Regions from separate parts of the Homo sapiens genome. Here region 2 is linked to region 1. A link is an interaction called in ENCODE POLR2A ChIA-PET data of the cell type or tissue named here. Cell type or tissue: MCF 10A. All regions are shown on one strand. Links, peaks and the distances in the headings refer to the core of each region. The heading gives the core; the rest is flanking DNA.

Region 1 (8,156 bases), core at 2,059-7,058:
CACATTATGTGTCTCTTGATATGATACACTGAGGAGGATAAAACCTCACTTCCACAATTTTCCTGGTGAAAACGCATCAATTACCTCTCATTATGAGGAAATACCAGACAAAATCCAAATGAGGGCTATTCTATAAAACAAGTGGCCTATCTTCTTCAAAAGTGTCAAGGTCATAAAAAGCAAAACAGATTAAGGAACTATTCCAGATTTAAAAGAGACTGAAGAATGATGATAATCAAATACAACATATGTGATTGAATTGTTTCCTGGAATATATATATATATATACACACACACACATATATATATATATATATATATATATATATACACACACACACACACATATATATATATACACACACATATATATATACACATATATATACACATATATATACATATATACACATATATATACATATATACATATATACACATATATATACATATATACATATATATACATATATATATATACACACACATATATATACATATATATATTTAATATAAAGGATAATTTCGGGATAATTTACAACACATGAGTAAGGTCTCTAAGTAGTAATATACTAATGTTAAATTCTGATTTTAATTATGCTATAGTTCTGTAAAAGAATGTCCTAGATCACAGAAAATACATACTAAATTATTTGGGGATGATGAGGCATTATGTTTGTATCTTACTCTCAAACAGCTCGGGAAAAAATATGAATATAGTAGAATTCTAAGATAGTTCCCAAGCTTTCTACACCCTGGTACACAGGGTGTAGAAATTAATTGCTTCTCCATGGGTTTGAGCAGAATGTATGCATATGATGGGAGACCACTCCCATGATTTGATTACTCATCAGTTGACTTTGAGTTAATCCAAAGGGAAGTGATCCTGGGTGCACCTTGCCTAAGCAGGTGAGCCCATTAGATGAAGGTGAAGCATCAGAAAGACTCCATGCTGCTGGAGAGCAAGCCAACATGTTGTGGGAGTATGGGAAGAGCCACTCAGCAGGAAATGCCAGGAAGCCTCTAGGAGTTAAGCCTGATCCCTGGCTGATATCTGGTGAGAAAATGGGGAACCTCATGAGTCCTACAACCACAAGGAACTAAATTTGACCAGTAAAAAGTGAGCTTGGAAGAGGGCCCTTAGCCTCAGGTGAGAGAATAGCTCCAGCTAACACCTTAAAGTCAGCCTGGTGAGACCCTGAATAGAGATCTCTGCTAACCTGTACCTGTACTCTTGACCCATAGAAATTGCAAGGTAATAAAAGTGTATTGTTTTAAGATACTAAATTTGTGATAATTTGTTACATAGCAAAATAAAACTATGATGTCTAAAGCAAATATGTCAAAATATAAACAACTAGTGAATCTTGGTGAGCAACTTAGAGCAGTTCTTTGTACATTTTTGCAAATTTTCTGTAAATCTGAAATGATTTAACAATAAAATGTTATCTAAGGTGTTATATATATATATATATATATATATATATATGGCTTAATATATGCCAGATGATGGTTAAAGTATTTTTAAATATATTAATACATAAATTTTCATTAAAAAACAAATGACCCTTCTTCTTCATGACCTGTTTTACAGATAAGGAAACTGAGGCATGGAGAATTCAGATGACATGGGTGAGGTCCCACAGCCAGTAAAAGGCAGAGCTGGACTTGAATCTGGATTCCAGGTTCACGCTCCTAAGGACTCTGCCCTACTCTCAGTGACCCTGAAGTGATATCAAACCAACTGACCCAGGGGACTGGGTGAATGTGGTTGAGCATGATCCCGCAGGGCCCTGAAATTCATGGGGAATCATTTTTGTTTTATCCTCTGTCATTTTTTTTTTTTTTTGAGATGGGGTCTTGCTCTGTTACCCAGGCTGGAGTGCAGTGGTGTGATCTTGGCTCGCTACAACCTCTGCCCCCCAGGTTCAAATTATTCTCATGCCTCAGCCTTCCAAGCAGCTGGGATTACAGGTGCCCGCCACCACCATGCCTGTCTAATTTTTGTATTTTTAGTAGAGACGGGGTTTCACCATGTTGGCCAGGCTTGTCTTGAACTCCTGATTTCAAGTGATCCGCCTGCCTTAGCTCCCAAAGTGTTAGGATTACAGGCATGAGCCACCGCGCCTGGCCTCCCTCTTTCTTTTATTTATCATACACACATTTATAGTCATGCTGTGAATATCACAGCAGGACGACTCACAGCATTGGAATTTAAACAATAGTATATTTGTCTTATACTGACGATTTTATATATTATCAAAGGTATTCATATACCATAATTTGCCTTATCTATCCCCAAATCTGAAACCTCCATAATATATCAAGCTAACAAAGTTAAGTAGATGAAAAATATGACTAGAGGGGAGAACAAATTGAGCATGTAAAATGGAACCAAGAATAAAAACAGAAAAATAAAAGCATAAAGATCAATGTACTTAAAAAGTCAATCAATAATGCACTTTCAATCTTCTCACATATTTATTTCATACATTTATCATATTTCAGGCTTTGGAATAAGATGAAGTCACCCAAACTCCATTGTGAAATCTAGTCTCCTTGCAATCTGTCTGACCTCAGAGAGGCAAACAGTGAGTAATTCAAAATATTTTTGAATGAAAGTGTCAGTTTAAGATCCTCAGCATAAAACATACCTACAAAGCCTATTTGCAAAGTAAATTTACTCTGGATTCTTGATACCTATGAAAGTTTTTTCTATTATATTTATTTAAAATTACAACAGTTTACATTAGAAACAAGCTCAAACAATTAAGGTAAAAGATAAATAACTGCATACAGTTTAATTTTACAAAATGCAAACATACATCTTTCATTGTTCCATTATCTGAGTATTAAGCGCCACATAATTGCACAAGGCATTTTCAAATGTCTTAAAGGCTCTAAAATTACAGAGTTGACTTTTGTGAAATAGACTTTATTTTCCTCCATTATTACACAAATAATTGACCACACAGATTAAATTTAAATCGGAATTGGATATGTCCCCTACAGAGTTCATTTCTCTTGTGCAGCTAAAGGTTGGCAGCTTATGATGGCTCACGGAGCTTACTCAGGCCCTTGTGGGATACAGAATGGGCCTTGCATTTTCATAATTTAGGATGTCTCAGCTGGGAGAGACCCTAGAGTCCCCTGGGATCGCATCACATCTAGTTTTGCCCAAGACCACCTCCTTTCTGGCTAACCCAGGCTAATTCTAATGGTGCCTCTTTTCACTCTCAGAAATGTCTGTTTGGGAGATGGTACAGATGAGGAAATGAAAGCCTCCGGATGTAGGTTCTCTGGACCAGACCGCCGCAGCAGAGACCTGTGTTTTCTCCTGGGGATTCGGAAACCCCACTCCCCTTGCCTTCAGAGGCGCTGCCGCTCTCCATTGTGGGGCAGAGGTGAAGAAGCAAAGAAAGTGTCCTTTTCATCCTCGCCATAGAATGAAAAACAATTCATCACCACAATTACTCACCAAACCTGAGAGGAGGACAAAAGAAAACATGTTTACGTTACTTTTTCTTTCATTAAAAAGCAACACGTGTTTTTGCCCATCAGATAGAAAACACAGATGCAGAAAAAGGTAAACAATTCAAAGAAAACCCTCTCTTCTAGAAATACTTAACAGTTACTAATTATAAAGACACATAGGAGTTGCAGGAAGTGATTCTAATTCTTGATGTAAGAGAATATTTTCATGGCATGTTCCACATTGAGAAACCTGATCCAGTGACTCAGAATTATTTCTGAAACAATATCCCCTTCCCCCACCCTCTGCTCAATTTCTTCTAATTATAACTCTCTGAGATATTTGCCTCTGATAATCATAGGGAAAGAAGGGGAGAGGGAAAGGAGAAGAGAAAAGGAATATAGTTCAATTGCCAATATGCCAAAAGTGGAAAGATGGACCCGAGTCTCCTCTGGCGCAGTGTCAGGACTGTACAGCACACACTGGCCAGGCCCGTGCCAGAGGCCCATTGTCAGACACCATGGTGGGAGCATGGGAACCTTCTAAATGAACAGCCCTGCTCAACTCCTTGGGCCTCATGTGGGCTGGGAAAATAGATCTGATTCCACCCTTGTTCCTGCAATACTCAACACAATGCCAAGCCTGTACTGGGCGCCCAATATATTTTTCTTGAATGAGTTAATAAGGCTGATTTTCACAAATTTGTTGTTGTTGGGCTCATTCTAGTCCAAGTTACAATTATAGGCCAAAGTGTTTCAAGGTGGTTTCAAAATTATTTACTTCTTGCAAATGTGTACAAATGTCTAATTAGTCTGCCAGATACTGGAGATACCAGGGTAGATAGGAAAGGATCCCAGAGTCACCTAAATAATCAAATACTAGAGAGAATGTGGTGGAGCTGACCAATTTAGTGAAACAGACTTGGGTTCAAAATCCAGCTCTGTGTCCACTAGTTTTGGATCTTAGGCAAGTTATTTATTATTATTATTATTATTTTTAATATCCCTTCAGCAGGGCTAACCATAATGTTAATTCATATGTTGTTTGAGGATTAAGTGTGATAACTGATGTAAAGCCCTTGGAAGACTGCCCGGCACACGGCAAACCTTGGATGAAGGCGACTGCTACTGTGATTTAACAGCTGTGCAATCTTGGGCAGGTGATACTTGCTGCATCTGTTTACATAGGTGGAAAATGAGGATGGTAGTACAATGATTCATCATGATTTTTAAACTGCAAGACTTTTTATTGTTTGCATGAGACTACAAGGTATGGGTTTCCATCATAGCCCCCATTTTAATCATGGGGACACTAAAGCTCCAAGGCTTTAAGGTGGGTCATCCACTTAGAATCCAAAGCAAGAGTTGGAGCAGAAGCCCTGGGAGTGGAGCCGGAACACCTGGGCCCACATCTGTAGTGGGCAGTTGGTTGTGGTGCCTGGCCAGAGGCCTTTGGAGCCCTTTTTAAACCAGCTCTGTGCCCCTGTTTCCCAGCAGCTGCAAGCTCTGCTGATGAGGGTTCATTTACAATCTTCAGAGATTGCCCATGGGCACTGGAACATCCTTGAAAACACAGACAGAGACCCTTCACCCCCTTGACCAAAAACTCTGCCTTATAACTTACTGTTAAGAGCTCCCTAGGGAATCACGCAGAGGCTGAGACTTCACCTGAAATCATACCCTCATTTCACTTCCTTCCTTTCCCTGTCCTGCTCCCAGATCCCTTGCCAGTTTCTCCTGGGAGTGCCTCCTCCCAGTTGAACCTTGGGCAGGACAGGGTGTGCTGCTGAGAGAGCCTAAACTAAAACTGCACCTGGATGATGCCATTTACATAAAAGATCTCAAATTAATTCATGTCGCTTGGTCGTGCATCAATAAATCCAAATCCCAGGTGCCTTTCCTGGGAAGTGGGATTGAGCTGAAAGGCCAGGGTCCCCAGGAACAGCCTGTTTTAGTTCTCTTCCAAAAGCCATGAGCACTTTCTTTATGTCAAGCACACACCTTCAGGGACTTCACTTCCCTTGTTTATTTCTTGAAGGCACAGCACTGCTCAGAGCCTGTCCCAGAGCTCCTGGATGACGTGTGTCCAGCACATATTTGTGCTGAACAAATATGTGAATTCTGTGTTTCACTGTTACAACCTCATTACATCCTCAGAATAAACTTGAGAAGTAGGCACTCTGATCTCCACTTTGGTGTTGAAGAAATTGAGAGGTAGGGTGATTAAGTTCCTCCCCCAAGATCATTCCGCCAAAAAAGATGAGAGCTGGGATGTAAGACATGTCTGATCAGAAATTTATTTTATTAGACTTCATTATGTTCTTCCCATGAGCTTCCTAACCTGGGCACTGTTAAACATACAGATTCCTGGGCCCTTGAAACATACAGATTCCTGGGCCCCATTTCAGACCTCAGACAATGGAGTTTAGAAATGCCAAGTGCTTTTTCTGGCCACCAACATTTAAGAATTAGGGGAATAGCCAAGCATGATGGTGCACACCTGTAATCCCAGTTACTTGGGAGGCTGAGGCAGGAGAATCACTTGAGCCCAGTTCAAGACCAGCCTAGGCAACATGGAAAGACCCTGTCTCAAAAAAACAAGACACACAATTAGGGAAAAAAAATCATGACATCTAGAATGATATTTGAACTGCTGCTTGTTGGGATAAAACTGTGTAAATTTTAAATGTAAATGTACATATACTTTATATATATAAATGTAAATATATATAAGGTAAGTATATATATGCCTTATTTCTGTAAACTTCCACCCAACATGCCATGGGAACAGTAGGATGTGCCCAGACATGGTGTGCTGAGCTGATGGACTCCAGGACAAGGCGAGGACACCCAAGAATGAGCCTTTAGAGACCAGTTGTTAAACACAGTGCTGAAGGTTCCTAGAGTAACACACACTCCTGGGAGGATCATGGGTAAGAAGGTTGAGTTAATCTTAATTTCCTTTAGACACCAGTGAGAATCAGGGCTGAAAGTAATAAATTGTCTCTAAAAATAAAGAAAATTGTATTTTTTGCATATCTGCTCTTGTTCCCTGAGCTTGTTCAAAACGTGTGTGCGAGTGTGTGTGTGTGTGTACGTGTGTGTGTGTGTCTGTGTGTGTTCTTAGCTTGGATTGCCCCGAAAGCAGGCCTGTGACAAAGATGTGAGTGCAGGTAATTCACCTGGGAGATGATCTCAGAACACCAGGAGGGGAGTAGGAAAGAGAGAGAAGGGGAGGAAAACAATACAAGCTGCAGCATCAAGCATAGAAAGAGGAATGCACGGAAAGTGAATGAAACAGAGACCAGGTTCTCAGGAGGTGCACTCACAAGCAAATTAAAACAACAGGAAATGTGCACTTCAAATAGAGGAACTTGAAACAACCAGGATCCTTTGTGGCCAAGAGAAATGCAACCAAATACCCCACGAGCCCTTTCTTCTCAGCCAGGCGTTGGAAGCTGTTCGCGAAGGTTCAGGTTCAGGTCACATTATTGACTTTTGAGCTCTTGACTCAGATGTCAAATCCTGGGTAAGACTTTCTAGCTTCTTACATACTTAGCAAAAATGGCATTTGGGAGTCAGAGGGTCCAAACCAACTGTTTCTCCTTTCCTCATTCAACAGGAATTGTGTTGGACCCAATGGACAGCGGTGTTTTCTCAGTGCATCACCACTGGGTCATCTGAGGCAGAAAACAACAGGAGCTTCTGGCCATACGGAGTTGCCCAGCTGGGGAGGGATGCAGATGCCATAATGAGAGGCAATGTGATTGTCTCCTGTTCACACCCCATGTTTCTCTCCCACCTGGGCAATTGCTTGTTGTCCAAAGAGTAGGTTCTAGAAAACATGACAAATGTCTATAGATGGTTGCCTCTGTCACTAGGAAATTGCTCATAACAAAGGAAGATTTTTCCTATTTTGAAAAAGGCCAGTTTCCCTCCTCCCGGTGAGGGTGGAGTGTCTGCACCCAGTCTCTGCATATGCTGCTTTCTTCCCATTAGAAAAAGAATGTTAGGCAAACTAGAGTGGAATACAAATGTGGATTTTTAAAAAATGTTTATTTTTAAATCAGCAATGAACAATTCAGCCCTGTCTCTATTTTTTTTTTCTTGTTGATTAGAATGGAGATTTGGAGACATTGATGTTCTCCAATATCAAAGAAAGTTGCCACAAGTAAAGAAAATTACTGGGGCAGGAATGAAAACACAGTCACATAACAAAAGTGTGCATTAAAAAGCAACTTCAGATTAGATCTCATTTAATCAGAAAAAAAATTAACGAGAAAACCTTGTGCAAAGTATAAATTTGCCAGTACCCGGTGAATCTGGGTTCCTCACTCCTCTGTCCATTGAGGACTGTAACTTTCTTCAACCTCCTGGACCACACACAGGGCCAAAGGCAGGAATGGAGTCAGTATTTTCCCCTTTTCCTGATTTATGACTTGCATATATTCACTTCTTTTCAGCTTTTCGTTCCAAAGCAGCAATCCTTGATATTTTTATAAGAAAGCTACTCTATTTTCTCAAGCCTTGAGATCATGGAGGGCTGTCGAGAGAGTTGGAACAGAGCAAGGAGCCCCAGAGAAAAGCAAAGAAAGGGGATTCTCCTGCTGGTCACATGTATTGGAAGAGGTACAGGCTGTGCCACTGTAACAGGAGACCCCATATCCAGCGGCTGGCACAAGACA
Region 2 (8,156 bases), core at 1,195-6,194, 220 kb before region 1:
CCTGGCAAAGCTCCTACCCTCCACTGATCTCATGCCACCTTCACAGTCTCTGGACAACTGGATGTGTTCACTCTATTTTAAAAGGTTAAGCTTCTGAGGCTCAGTAAAATTAACCAATTGACTCAGAGTCACCCAGCTCCCAAGAGACAGAGCTGGGGCAAAGCTGGGTCATTTGAGTCTATGTCCAATGTCTTTCCCAAGCTGTTGAGAAGGAGAATGCCTAGAGTAAGCTTGTTTCTCTTTCTTTAGAAATAACCACTAAAAAAAAAAAAAAAAAAAAAAAAGTGCTTGCCTTGAGTTAGAACAATTGGTCTTCTCTGTAACTCGGAATTTTCTGTGGGAGAATATGATTGCCCTCTAAGATATCAACTTAAAATGTTAGGATTTTCCTTCATATAATGATGCTGTTGATGACATAACAACTAGTTAAGGATCCAGTTTTACTGGAGGAAACAATAACCACCCTCAAAAGAAATACACCCTTGGCACCCTTTTCTCCTCCTGGAGTAGGCACCTGGCTGCACAGGTGAGTGCTTGGGAGTTTAAAGGCAAGGCCTGCAGCTGCCATGGATGACATCTGTTTCATGATCCTCCCTAAGGGAGCTTCTCAGGCACCACACAGCATGTGATGTAAGTCAGACCACTTCCAAATCAAGTGAAGATCCATCTAGCTACTCTACACCCTGCAATTGCCAACATACAGAGAAACCATATTGAGTGTTCTGGGTACTAATTAATATCTACAGCAGGCCCACTCTGAGTCACCATCACGTGCATTGCAGATCTAATCTCCATGATGCCTGGAGGAAGGAGAAAGCATGATCTTGTTTGAGGAAGATGAGGAAACTGAGGCCTAGGGAGGTTAAGTACCTGCCCAATGCTACTCAGCTCATAAGTGACAGAATCAGACTCAAATCAAGGTCTTGAGTCTAAAGGTCATGTTTTTTCCCACTACTATCCATCAATTTCTCTCTTCAACCAGTGAATACCATTGGTTTAGACCACCTGTTAGGCTGGATGAGAAGTCTCAGGGAGGAGCAATTACTAACAGAATCCTGAGGAAAAAGAATGCCTGGTAGGGGGCTGATAAGAGACCCTTGGGGATAGGGAAGCAGAGCTCCCCAGACATCAAAGGTAGTGACTAACAGAGAAGGTCCTGCCCACTGTGTTGACACAGTTGCAAGGAAAAGGTGGTGTTGATGAGTAAGACCAAGCTAAAGCAAAGCTGAGTTTTTTCCCAGCCCAGTCCCAGCTCCTTCTCACACAACCCTTTGAGAAACAGAGCTTTCAACGTGCAGGACTGGTGTGCCTTCACCTTTTCTTGTCAAATTTTAAGTAAACTCAACCATAACCCTTCCAGGTACTTGGGATATGCTGCAGTTTTAATAAAGACAGACCTTAGAACATTGTAATGTAGAATTTCCTACCAATCTGGTGGCCAGAGATTTCCTTCCCAGGCCAGTTGCCTTCACATTTTTTCTCACAAGAAAATGTGGTGATCCATGCAATTTCCAGCTTAAAAGCAGGAAATTGGATCCCTCTGGGTTTTGGACTCCTAGGAAAGGGGGTGCTCCGTAATAAATTGTTTAAGGGAAGGAACCAACCTCATTACCTATCTCTCAACACCTGCACACACCACCTGTCCACCAGCTGGTGCAGCCTGCAAGCCATTCAACCTACCCTCTCTACCCTCCCAAGTCCAAGCAAGATGGAGGCCTCTACCCAGATGCCTTATGACTGGCTGCTGCTGAGCACTGGCATCCACTCAACGTCCCCAGAGAACACAGACCCCGCCACAGACATCAATGGTGGAGATGAATAGCAATTCCTCTGCGAAGACCCTTGAGAATTCATTATATGGGTTGTTCTGAACACTCCTTTAAACATGCAAATCCCTTCAGTACCGCTGTACTCGTGATGGAATAGAATATGAATCAAAGGCTCAGCTCTTTTTATGCTCAGATCATAAAGTCTGAAACATAACAGGTTTATGTGTGGGTTTTTTTTTTTTTTCAACCAGAGGGCATAGTTAAGGCTTTACTTACTCAGTGCTGTCCGAAAGAAGCTTAGGAAAGGGGAAGTAGTATTTCAAATGTTATCTATTTTAAAAATTAAAATGATTAATGACTAGAACATAAAACTCTATTATAGAAAAAGCCATTGAGACTGATTAGAAATACAGAGAAGGTGGAATCTCCAGATAAATTCCAAAGAGTCTTGTGATGGATTTAAGGTCCCATTAGCCTCATGGGGATCAAATCAAAGGCTTTCGGTTAAAAGTAAATCTGAGACTCAGGCATGAGAGTTCTTACAAGGACAGGAGAAATTCCACCAGTACTTTGCAGCAATGGCCCTGAAAACTGGAGGACTCTTCTCACACATGGTGGGAATTATCACAGTCCTGGTATTTTGCACAAAAGTGCTTCTGGTCAAATTATAAGTGCTTTCCTCTGTAGTCTATTTGAGCCCCCCAGGTATAGTCCCTTTTCTTGCCTCTGGTGTTCAGGGAAGAGCTAGATATCTAGCCTTTCCTTGAAGATTTTCCGTGATGGTAGTATCTTATCAGGAGTCCCTATTCACTGCAAGTGAATCACCACACCAGGAAACTCAAAGCAGGGAAATCACTTACCTTCTATTTAATAGGGAACACAGTTCACCATTACTCAATGCTCTAGCTGACTCTTTCACCACTGAGCATTGGAAATGCATAGTTCTAGAAAATTTCTGTTCAAATTGGGCATTTCCATATGCCTCCTTCTAGTAATGATAATAATAATAAAATTAAATTAAATTTTAAAAAGCCTTGGCCGGGCACGATGGCTCATGCCTATAATCCCAGCACTTTGGGATGACAAAGCGGGCAGATCACCTGAGGTCAAAAGTTCGAGACTATCCTGGCCAATGTGGTGAGTGAAACTCCATCTCTACTAAAAATACAAAAATTAGGGGCCAGGTGCGATGGCTCATGCCTGTAATCCCATCACTTTGGGAGGCCAAGGTGGGCAGATCACCTGAGGTTGGGAGTTCGAGATCAGCCTGACCAACTTGGAGAAACCCTGTCTCTACTAAAAATACAAAAAAAAAAATTAACCGGGCATGGTGGCACATGTCTGTAATCCCAGCTACTCAGGAGGCTGAGGCAGAAGAATCCCTTGAACCCAGGAGTTGGAGGTTGTGGTGAGCCAAGCTCATGCTATTGTACTCCAGCCTGGGCAACAAGAGGGAAACTCTGTCTCAAAAAATAATAAATAAATAAATAAATAAATAAATAAATAAATAAATAACCAGGCATTGCGGCACACCTATAATCCCAGCTACACAAGAGGCTGAGGCAGGAGAATCATTTGAACCTGAGAGATGGAGATTGCAGTGAGCCAAGATTGTGCCACTGCACTCAAGCCTAGGTGACAGAGAAAAACTCCTCCTCAAAAAAAAAAGAAGTCTTGGGCTCAGTGAGCATCCTGAGGGAGGAAGAAGCGTTCTCCATTCTGCATTCAGCTGCTGACCCTCCAGGTGACACTGACCTCACTGTTCCTAAATGTTATCCCTAAAAAATGGGGCAGAAACATTTCTGAATGCTGAGATATCTTTCCAATACCTCATTGAATAGGCCCAGAGATCGTTGGTAGAATATCACTTTTGGTGAATGCAGGTGACTCACCACCCATGACTGGAGTGCAGTGGTGTGATCTCGGCTCACTGCAAGCTCCACCTCCCGGGTTCATGCAATTCTCCTGCCTCAGCCTCCCAAGTAGCTGGGACTACAGGCGCCTGCCCCCGCGACCGGCTAATTTTTTGTATTTTTAGTAGAGACGGGGTTTCTCAGTGTTAGCCAGGATGGTCTCGATCTATTGACCTCGTGATCCACCCACCTCGGCCTCCCAAAGTGCTGGGGTTACAGGCGTGAGCCACCACACCTGGCCAAGTTGATTCTATCTTAAATGAGTTGAAGGGGACTCATGGCCTCGCCATACTTGAGAATGCAGTTTGGGAGTTCAGGAAATGTGATTAATATTATATGTCTACTGGTCTCTCCCTTCAGCCATTCTTAAAGATATTATTCACATTTAAACCTCACAACAATTAAAACACATGTATCATTATCTTTGTTTGATGACTAAAGAGCTGAAGCTCTGCATGGATGAGGCCTCTAAGCTCTTGCCATTAGGAAATGGAGACACTAAAACTTAGACAATATCCAAGCCCCAAGTATATCCCACATGCCTACCTTCCACCTGCCACCATGTGCACCTTTGTGCTTCAGGGTAATTTCTAGCAGCAGAACTCTATCCTACCCACAAAGGACTGGAAGTACCTGGAGAATTAAGACACCTGAGCAGCCATTGTCAGTCAGTGACTGACAGGAGTTGGTGCATAAATACCTCAGCTCCCCTACCCTTGCGAGGGACAACTCTGAGGCACATGTTCTACTCTGGCTCCCAGAGGTCCCAGCAGAGTTAAGCACCAGTGCCCACAGTAGTAACCTGCCTGATGGCAGGCCCCTGCCTGGCTGCCTTCCCTTTCCTCTCTCACCTCATCACTCCCCTACCAGCATTTCCTGGCCAAATAACCTGCTTGCACTCAAATCTTTGCATCAGAGTGGATTTCTGGGAGAGCCAAAACTAAGACACAGAACTTTTGAGCCCAGGTTTTGTTTTCATTTTACCTGACACTTTCCTGTCTGTGTGGGTTTGGAGTTTTCTGGAGAAACCATCAGAGGCCTGATCTACCAGAGAGGTAGATCTCTCCTGCCAGAACTGAGCTGTCTCCACTGAGTGTGGAAACTGGAGGGGATGTTCCCACACCCATCCTCTCTATTGGGGTAGTGCTACAGCCTCCTGAGTTGTTGTCTCAGCTGGGCTCCAAAAAGGCAGCCTCTCAATTGGAGTTTAGCATGTGGTGTGTTTACAGTCAGTGGGGTCAATTGGCAGGGGTTGGGGAGACGGACAGAAGGCAGGAGTGAGCAGAGGGAGAATCTGGTCCCCAAAGCAGCCTTGGCCAACCGTATGGTGAGCCCCAGAGCTGGTATAGTTCTCAGAGTTATCTGAGTTTGGCCGAGATGGCCAGACCCTTGTAGACTCTCATCCAACAGGACTGGATTTGGGCCACCCTAGAAAAGACCATGACCTCAAGGGAAGTGCTCTCTGCAGTTGAGTTGACCCCTGAAAGGGCTGACAGCTGAAGGCAGCTTGTGGTCTGTACTCCCAGCAGCAGACCAACAAGCCCAGTGACACCTCAGTGTCTACTGAATAGTGATTCTGGTTTCAATCTCACTTCCCTCCACCTTACTGAGAGAGGAGCTGTTGCAAACCCATCCTGGGCTTTTCTCTCCTGCTCAGAACACTCTATGACTCCCCATTCCCAAGAGAAAAGTCCAAACCCCCTAGCCTGAAAGCTCCTCAGAACAATTCTTTCTTGTCTCTGAGCTGTTCTCGCTGCCCTTCCCAGGAAGCTCCTGCCCTAACACCCGCTGCCCAGTTGCTCCCCTGTCTTTGTGCTGGCATTGCCCCCCAACCCCAACTCCAGGAGCCCTGTGTCACTTTCGGCCTGGCAAACTTTCTTTTCCTCCAGTGTTTGGCTTAAATATCAGCCCCTCAGGCAAGAGGCAACCCTCCCTTCCAGCCAAGGAAGAGTGAATTGCTATTATCTCAGTGGTGCACAGTCTTGCTGCTGCAATAATGAATTTTGTTGTGTTCATACCTATTTCTGGTTTACTCCCAGCTGTGTGAACTCCTGGAGGACATTCATGCTGCCCCATGAGCTGCGATGTGAGCTTATGGGGCATACTAGGGATTTGGTGTTTGTCAAATGAATATTGGCTGAGCTTCTCTGGGAAACAAACAAACGTGCCTTTAAATAAGAGCTAAGGCCAACATTAGGTCACACCCCTGTCACAACTGTGGCTGCAATTAAAAAGGAGAGGGCCATCTGCTGTGGGGCTTTCAGCAAGCTTCTGCACCTGCAAGCTCTTCATCATAGACTGCTCTTGGGTGCCCAGAGCCACCTGGTATACTCTCATAGACAGCTTCACGTGCCTGGGATGTGTGAGACCCCTGCCCCCAGGAGGGCCCTTAAACCAATGATGGGTGCAGCGCTGAGCCTCACTCACACACCTGAGTCCCCTTCAGGACCAGTCTGAAGCTCCTCTCTGCTGGGCATAGCCTGAAATGGCCCACACTGGGCTTCCCTGCCTTCCCCACTCCCTTACAGAACTCTCTGGGAAGCACAGTGACTTGGTAATTCTCATGCACAGGAGTCCTCTCCTCAGGCTCTGCTTCTGGGGAACTCACCTGAGACACCAATAGTAATAGACTGACTAAAGAACTATGGAATATACACACTGCACTGCAGCTGAAAAGAAAAGGTCATTCTATACGTGTGAACCTGGGAAGACCTCAAGTCATACTTTAGTGTGTAAAAGTAAGTTGAAATCTGATAAGTGAGCTAAAGTACTATTTAAGGAAAAGAAAATACTGAGTAATGCTATTGGAAAGTTAAGAAGTGCATACTCCTTCTCAAAACCTACCTCTGTGCACTCCAGCGCTGGGTTCTGCACCCCCTGTCCAGTGACCGACCTGTCTTCTGTGTTTCCCAGCAATGAGCAAACCAGCTGCTGATTATGGGGACCTCTGCTCCCACTCGTCAACTAAGAAAGTCCCTTGGAAAATGGAGCAATATTTTTTATGAACTATGTAACTATGTTGGTGAGCTTAAAGAGTATGACTTTCTTGGTTACCTGCAATGAATCCAAGTGGCATGTTTTTAGCTGATGGGTGAAACTTGACAATGGTTCCACCCCCAGAGCAGGCCCCCAGGCTGGTCTGAAGCAGCTGGTATGGAAGAAGGTGTCAGACTGGCTCTGGCAACTGAGGGTCCTTCTAAAAAGATGGATGGAGGAGGCTTCTGCCAGATTCAGGTCACCTGGAGAACATCACTTGGAAGAAAGATGGCTTTACAGATGGGAGAGGAGGGGAAGTGCAGAGACTACTAAAGGAACAGAAAAGGAAATCAGAAAGTGGAATGGTGAACAGCATGTTACCGGGGAGGGTAAAGGGGAGGTTGCAAAAACATTTGGAACCTGAGGCTTCTAGGACCAAGTGACCTCAGGAAGAGGGCAGAGAAAAAATGAAGGCAGTGTTAGCATGTAGTAAAGAGTTTAGAAAAAAATGGAAATATGGAAAAGTTGGGAGTTATTAACAGCAGTAAAAGTGAAATGCTGACTTTAACCTTCAAACGAAGGGAAAGCCATGGAATTGAAGACAAGGTCTGGCTCTTGGCTAGGGAGAGTCACAAGTGGGTAGAACATGTTTTCCAATTCTGGAGCAGTCTTTGGCCCAGAGCTCAGCACAGCTACTATATCATGTATAGAGATGAGAAATAATCTTTTCAAATGTGTGGTGTCATTTTGAGCAAATGTGTTTATTTTTTTAAGAAGGTTGTTTTAAGTAAGAGTTGAGAGGACAAATTATAAAACATAGTATAATGCATCTCTCTGTGTAAAATGTTGAGAACTTTCTCAGCTGTAATGCTGAGAAGCTGCAGAGGATACAGGAGAGAAAAAAAAAAAAAAAAACATTGATTAAATGTTCTCAATATGCCAGACCCTGGGCTAAGCCATCACCATGAGCCTCCACTCATGTCATCCTTACCTAGTCTGAAGAGGTGGCTTCTGCTATTATCCCCCTTTTCCAGATGAGAAAACTGAAGCTTCCTTGCAAGGAGAGCTAATGGACCCTCAGCTCCCAGTGTATACGGTCGCTTAGGCTTTCTAGATGAGAACCCACAGTAAGGAATGCATTTTCCATCCTGATGCAGACACACACATTTATAACAGAAACAGAGGTTTTCCAAGACTCTGTTTACTATGTGAGATGCACTGAGAACTTCTATTCCATTATTTTATTTTCCAGTACTTGTAATGAAGTAAATTGCTGTCACACACATTAATGGGTCACAAATGGAAGTTTGAAAAGCTTCCATCTAGGATTTGTTATTATCTAATTCTATCTCTTCAAAACCAGTGCTCACAGGTAAACTGGGTTTTTAAATGCAAGTAACATAGAATCTGTGCTCTATTCTCCCATCCACCCATCCATCCACTCACACATCTACCCATCCATCCATTCAATAAACATTGATTATCACACAGACTTATA

The links. Peaks named below come from ENCODE experiments on the same cell type or tissue, not always from the same donor. Only the 100,000 strongest peaks of a DNase experiment are listed, where the experiment ranks them.
Region 2: POLR2A ChIA-PET joins it to region 1 with 5 read pairs; 3 of 35 experiments call an interaction of 5 or more read pairs at or near these places.

The regions. Positions count from the first base shown.
Region 1 is chr20:22,370,741-22,378,896 of GRCh38, reverse strand. No RefSeq gene overlaps it. Among named protein-coding and RNA genes, the nearest start is that of LINC01427, 92 kb to the right of the region's middle. In MCF 10A, for the core only: no CTCF peak of the experiment used is centred there; DNase peaks (open chromatin) are centred at 2,546, 3,466, 3,736 and 4,576.
Region 2 is chr20:22,594,565-22,602,720 of GRCh38, reverse strand. The region is part of intron 1 of LNCNEF (lncRNA neighboring enhancer of FOXA2); the gene reads left to right. Among named protein-coding and RNA genes, the nearest start is that of LNCNEF, 8.9 kb to the left of the region's middle. In MCF 10A, for the core only: no CTCF peak of the experiment used is centred there; no DNase peak of the experiment used is centred there.